Linked DNA regions of Homo sapiens: region 1 is linked to region 2. A link is a contact called in ENCODE Hi-C or POLR2A ChIA-PET data. All regions are on one chromosome and are shown on one strand. The core of a region is the stretch at or near the end of the contact, and the rest is flanking DNA. Distances in the headings are between cores, read along the strand shown.

Region 1 (2,700 bases), core at 20-2,519, 710 kb after region 2:
CACATTTAAAAATACAATATAACAAATATTTACATTGCATTTATATTAAATACTACAAGTAATCTACAGGTAAAGTATGCGAAGGATGTGTGTAGGTTATATGAAAATACTACACTATTTTAAATAAGGGACTTGAGCAGCTATGGACTTTGGTATCCACAAAGGCCCTGGAACTAATCCCCCATGGTCGCCAAGGAGAGACCGTAGTGGGGGCTGTGGTGAACTGGAGATTATTGAAAAGAACATTAAATGTCCTCACTAAAGGGAGCAGCAGATATTCTGTCCTAATCAATTACTGTCATATGGGAGAATGGCTCCAATGTTGTCAGAACTTAAGGATATGTATTTTTTAATATTTATTTATTTATTTTGAGATGGAGTCTTGCTCTGTGGCACAGGCTGGAGTGCAGTGGCGCCATCTCAGCTCACTGCAACCTCCACCTCCTGGGTTCAAGCGATTCTCCTGCCTCAGCCTCCCGAGTAGCTGGGATTACAGGCGCCCACCATCACGCCTGGCTAATTTTTGTATTTTTAATAGAGACGGGGTTTCACCATGTTGGCCAGGCTGGTCTGGAACTTCTGACCTCAGGTTATCTGCCCACCTTGGCCTCCCAAAGTGATGGGATTACAGGTGTGAGCCAGCGTGCCTGGCTTGAACTTAAGAATATGTATAAAATTTCTCTGCGTTTGTGGCTAGATTAGCCAGTTAGGAGATTCTGCTAGTATCAATGCACGCATTAAAAAATAATCCCTTGTATATTCCCAGGTGTTAATGTTAACATTTCTTATAAAGGCACTCATTTAAGATGCTTTGGAAATTAAGACATGGTTTTGGAACTTTAATTTTTCCCGTCTTCCTTTCCAGTTTTAACTGGAATACTTTATTAGTGCAGCTCTCTGTTGCATTCAGTTTACTTGCGGAGGTGGCATAACCATAAGGCAAAAAAGAGAGCTGTTAGCTATTGCTGTGCTTTGACTTTTTATTGATGAAAGCACTAACTGGGTAGTTGTTTTTTTTCAGATTATTTTCTACAACGATTATTATATAAGTAATGATAGGCTTTCAATCAATTATCTAAAAATTGCTTACATGTAGAGACTACAAAGATTATGGATATGCTAATGTTTAGATGTGGTTAGCTCAGATAAGTGCAACACACTGTTGGCAAGGCTGGGCTTGAGTTCTTGTGGCAAAACAACCAGTTAATTTCAGACACAGAAATCCTCTGTGTACCAGCAGAGAGTAATGGCTCAAGCAGAGCCACTTGAGTTTCATAAGACCTACTCCAATTTGCTGTTGATTTGATCTTGAGGGGAGCTAATAAAGGTAGTAAATGAGTCATTTTCCAGCATGATATAACTAGAATTGGTTCTTGGCCCAGAAAGATGTGAGTCAGTTTAGTCCTGACTCAGTTCCCAGTATGATGCACAGTGACTCATTTCCCTATGTGATGTCATGTTTGTTCCTTATAAGATTTGACCTCCTCATTGTTTTGTTGTATTTTTTTAAAAGAAGAAAAGGAGAGTGTTGTAGAATAAGATGAAATACTCCAAGGAATATAGAATCAGACTAATAAATAAAGCCTTGATATTCTCACAATGAGCCTGAAGGAATAATTAAACTTTAAACACCTATATTGTTGTTCCCATCTATTTAGATTATTAATTTCCAAACAGCCTAGCTATTAGGCAACATTTGATTGAAAACATTGCACGTGTAAAAGGAAAAAGAATTGCTATCACAACAATTCAATTATTTGGTAGATACATTTATAAAAGACAGCTGCATTTGAAAAAGTTGACAATAGATGGTCAGATTAAAGAGGACACATGAATGGATCTTTCTAGAAAGATACATTCATTTATACACAGAAGGTAACCAACAATGGAATGTTTCTTATGAAAACCGCATTTTCAAAATATGTAGAATTTTAAAATATACTGTGTAAAAATGGCTTTGTCAACTGTGAATGCAGTTCAGTGTTCATGGCTTGTGTTGGCGATTAAGTTTGGAGGCTGAGGAGAAAAGCAACTAAAGCATCTCCGACATTGTTTGGTGAAATGTATTAACTTTGGTGACCTCCTCAAGGCAGACCAATCTCATCCTCAGTAGGTAACTATACCGATAAAGTCAAAGCTATGTAAGTTAAGGTTTGTTTTAATGGCAAGCAATAGAAACCCCTTTTAACTAACATAAGCCAAAAAGGGAATATTGGATGGTTGAATAAAAGGAGGTGCATAATAACTAAGCCTCAGAGCACTTTGGGGGCCCCTCATTAGGTACTTCTAGACCTTCTATGGTTCTGTTGACTGCTAACCCTGCTCCAACAACCTTCTGTATCTGTTTCTCATAATTTACGTTTCAAATTCCCAGAGGATGATCCACTAATTGGCCTCACTCAGTAGGTGCATCTCCCTTTGGGACAATCATCCCTGACTGAGGGGCTAGCTGCACGATTCCCTCTGGAGAACCGTTATGAGCAGCACATCCCAACTTGTGTCTGTACAGAGACTGTTTTGTTCTCCAACTTCCTTCTCTTCCAGCCCCAGTCATAACACTGTTTTCATCTATCCTGTAGATGAGTGCATTCAAAGTTCTATGTTTACAGAGGTCACCGGGGGATCTCGTTAAAGTGCAGATTCTCATCCAGTAGACTTGGGGCACTACCTGAGATTCTGTATTTATAGTAAATTACCAGG
Region 2 (2,700 bases), core at 152-2,651:
TCTATCTATATATTAATCTTTCTATTAAGGATTGTCTTATCTAGAATATTTTTCCTTATTTATACTATTATTCTCTTGCTATACATACAAACAAGGCTTATTAGCATAGGCCCATGTCTTAGTTCCCCCTAAAAGAAATTAGCACCCGCACTGTGTTTCGTTGACCGTAGACTACTGTTCAATAATATTTGTTACAGAGAATTATAAAAATTTAGAATTGCAATAGACCACAAATACAAGTATAATCACCAACACATTTTATCAGGGGAGAAACTGACACACATAAAGCTGTGACTTTTCCAAGATTTCACAGGTCAATGGTAGCACAACCAAGATTAGAACCCAGCTCCCCTCCTTTCATATTTTTTAAGCCTACCATAATGCCTCTTGGGCATCATGAAGCTATAATTGTGTGTGGTGCTATTGCAATGGATAATTTATTATTTTTTTATATATAATAAAAAAATACAACAATAGTAACAACAATTCCTATAGTAAACAACAATTCCTCTGATGATTAATTATACAAAGATCTAGCTTTTAAAAAGAAAATGCATTTGCAATAGGAGTTCCCTATTATCATAAAGATCTCAATGTTCTCAGGCACAGGGCTAAGAACTTTATATGAATATTCTCACTTACTTCTTGAGTGAACCCTGGAGGTGGATATTGTCCCCAATTTTCAGATGTAAAAATTGAGACACAGGAAGTTGTTTGCTCACACTACTAGGATTAGAACTTCTGACTATCATTTCTTTTCTGAATTCCCAACAGACAGTGAGCTTCATGAGGGCAAGGATTGCACACACCTTAATTACTATCTCCCACCCAGTGCATAGCTCATGGAAGGAGCTCAATAAATATATGCTGAGTGAATGAATGAATGAAAATCCCTTTCAATATTCTTGGTCTTACCAACTGTTTCTACACTCCTTATTCTACCATGGAGTATCCTTTAATAATAAAAACTGACAATTGTCCTGGCATCATGAGGAAACATGTTTTCTTATGCAGCAAAATCTATAGTTTATTGTTTTTGCCTTGACATTTGTATGCCACCAAATGTTTCCAACTCTTTTAGCATGATTAGGCCCCTATAGAAGGCTTTGCTTGCAAAGTGCTTTTTAGTTATTCACAATGAATTGTTCCAGTGGTAAATGTGACTCATCATCTCATCATTCCCATTCAACAGAGGGGAAACACACAACTAAGTCACGTCCGAGGTCAAAGTCAAGCGAATGGAGGAGTCAGGCATGAAACTGGTGACCCTAGCCCCAAATCTAGTTAGTTATGCCTCCGGCTCCTGGTCTCTTCCAAGATTTCTACACAGTTCCAAGCTCTCCTGCATTTGCCAGATGTTTATCACATCTTTCAAGTGGAAGCAAGTTCTTTCAATTAAGCTCATCAGGGGAAACCCACTCTACTTCTCTGAAAGAGGAACGGCTGAACCAGTTCGCCTAAAATAAGAACTGACGTGAGTCTTTGTCTGAATTCTGAAGCTGTTCTGACAGCGTTTTCTAGTTGGCTAAGGTCCCACCAGTAATGAACTGGAATATAAAAACAAAGGCTGTTCTCATGTTGTTTCCCAACCAAAGAGGGCTGTCCAAGCACTGGGTGAGTACTGAAATATCGGGATGTTTATCTGAGTCTTGAGCCTGACTTTTCCCTACCTAAATACTCCATCAAGTTCCCACCAGTATGCACACAAAAAGACTATGTTTCCGTGTTTCTACAAGAGTCCCAGAAAACAAGCCAATTTCTACAGTCATTTAACAATTCTCCCCTGATATCTCTGGATTTTTTTTCTCTCTTGGGGAAATAAATGAGCAGCTGAAAATAAAATAGAATTTTTAAGTTGCACTTAGGATATAATTGAAGTGCTATGACTTGTCTTTACTCCCAATTTTATAATCCAATTTTCAAGTCTATACTAGCAATTTAATGGTGCCACATTTGTATAGTTTCTTTGAAATTTTCATAATCTCATTAATTAAAGAATTGAAGAACATAAAAGGTAAGAGTGAAAAGGCCAAGAAAGAACAAAAGCATAGTGCAAGACTTGAATACTAATTAGATTTACCATCAAGGTATTCTTTCTGGAGTGAAAAATCACTCCAAAACAGCTACTGTGGATCTAATCTGAGAAGCAACTAATAAAGGTCATTGCAACAGTCTTTCCAGGTTTTCCAGAATTTGAGACAGCAAACCTCAAACCCCAAAGTATTTCTCTGGAGAGGTTTTCAGGTTAAACTGGGAACCACAGATAATTAAAGCAAGCTAACTGGTAGACAGTAGCTGCTCTGGCAAATTTACTGCAAGGGCATTCCTTGGCATGCTTGATGTGTTGGCTTCCACAACAGAGAGGCTGGAGGAAGAATCTCTGCTCCCACCTCAGTGTCTTATCTGCACTTTCTCCCCCAGCCCCTACTTAAAAAACAGAGAAGAACCTCACAGTCCTAGCCCTGATTGCTTCAAATTGGTTTAGGAGCTACCATCAAATTGAACATATAGTGGGGTAGGAAGAGGATTTGGGCTAATATTTTATATTTTATGCTTCCCTAGTTTAGCTGGATGTTTTTTTCTTTATTGCTTAAATCAGGGACAGAGCTTAAGCTAGGACAGTGCTTGAAAACACAGATATTTACAGGAGAAAAGCATATAACATCAACACATATAGCAGGCTGGGTGTGAGAAGCACAC

What was found. Hi-C counts contacts between places; a loop is a spot of excess contacts on that map. ChIA-PET counts read pairs that join two places held with the same protein, here RNA polymerase II (POLR2A). Pooled maps may share reads with other maps.
Region 1: a loop to region 2 is called in a pooled map, with 4 times the contacts of the local background. The contact joins two enhancer-like sites. A Hi-C loop is called at or near these places in 1 of 37 single-sample maps with no recorded cell type and 7 of 50 pooled maps. POLR2A ChIA-PET finds 5 or more read pairs at or near these places in 1 of 52 experiments (OCI-LY7).

What each region holds. Positions count from the first base shown.
Region 1 is chr10:63,706,107-63,708,806 of GRCh38, forward strand. No RefSeq gene overlaps it. Among named protein-coding and RNA genes, the nearest start is that of REEP3, 190 kb to the left of the region's middle. RefSeq lists an enhancer at 807-2,006. Within about 2 kb of position 1,270, at least 11 of the 41 ENCODE cell types and tissues checked have a DNase peak (open chromatin) inside an H3K27ac peak, as active enhancers do.
Region 2 is chr10:62,991,055-62,993,754 of GRCh38, forward strand. No RefSeq gene overlaps it. Among named protein-coding and RNA genes, the nearest start is that of NRBF2, 140 kb to the right of the region's middle. Within about 2 kb of position 1,402, at least 4 of the 41 ENCODE cell types and tissues checked have a DNase peak (open chromatin) inside an H3K27ac peak, as active enhancers do.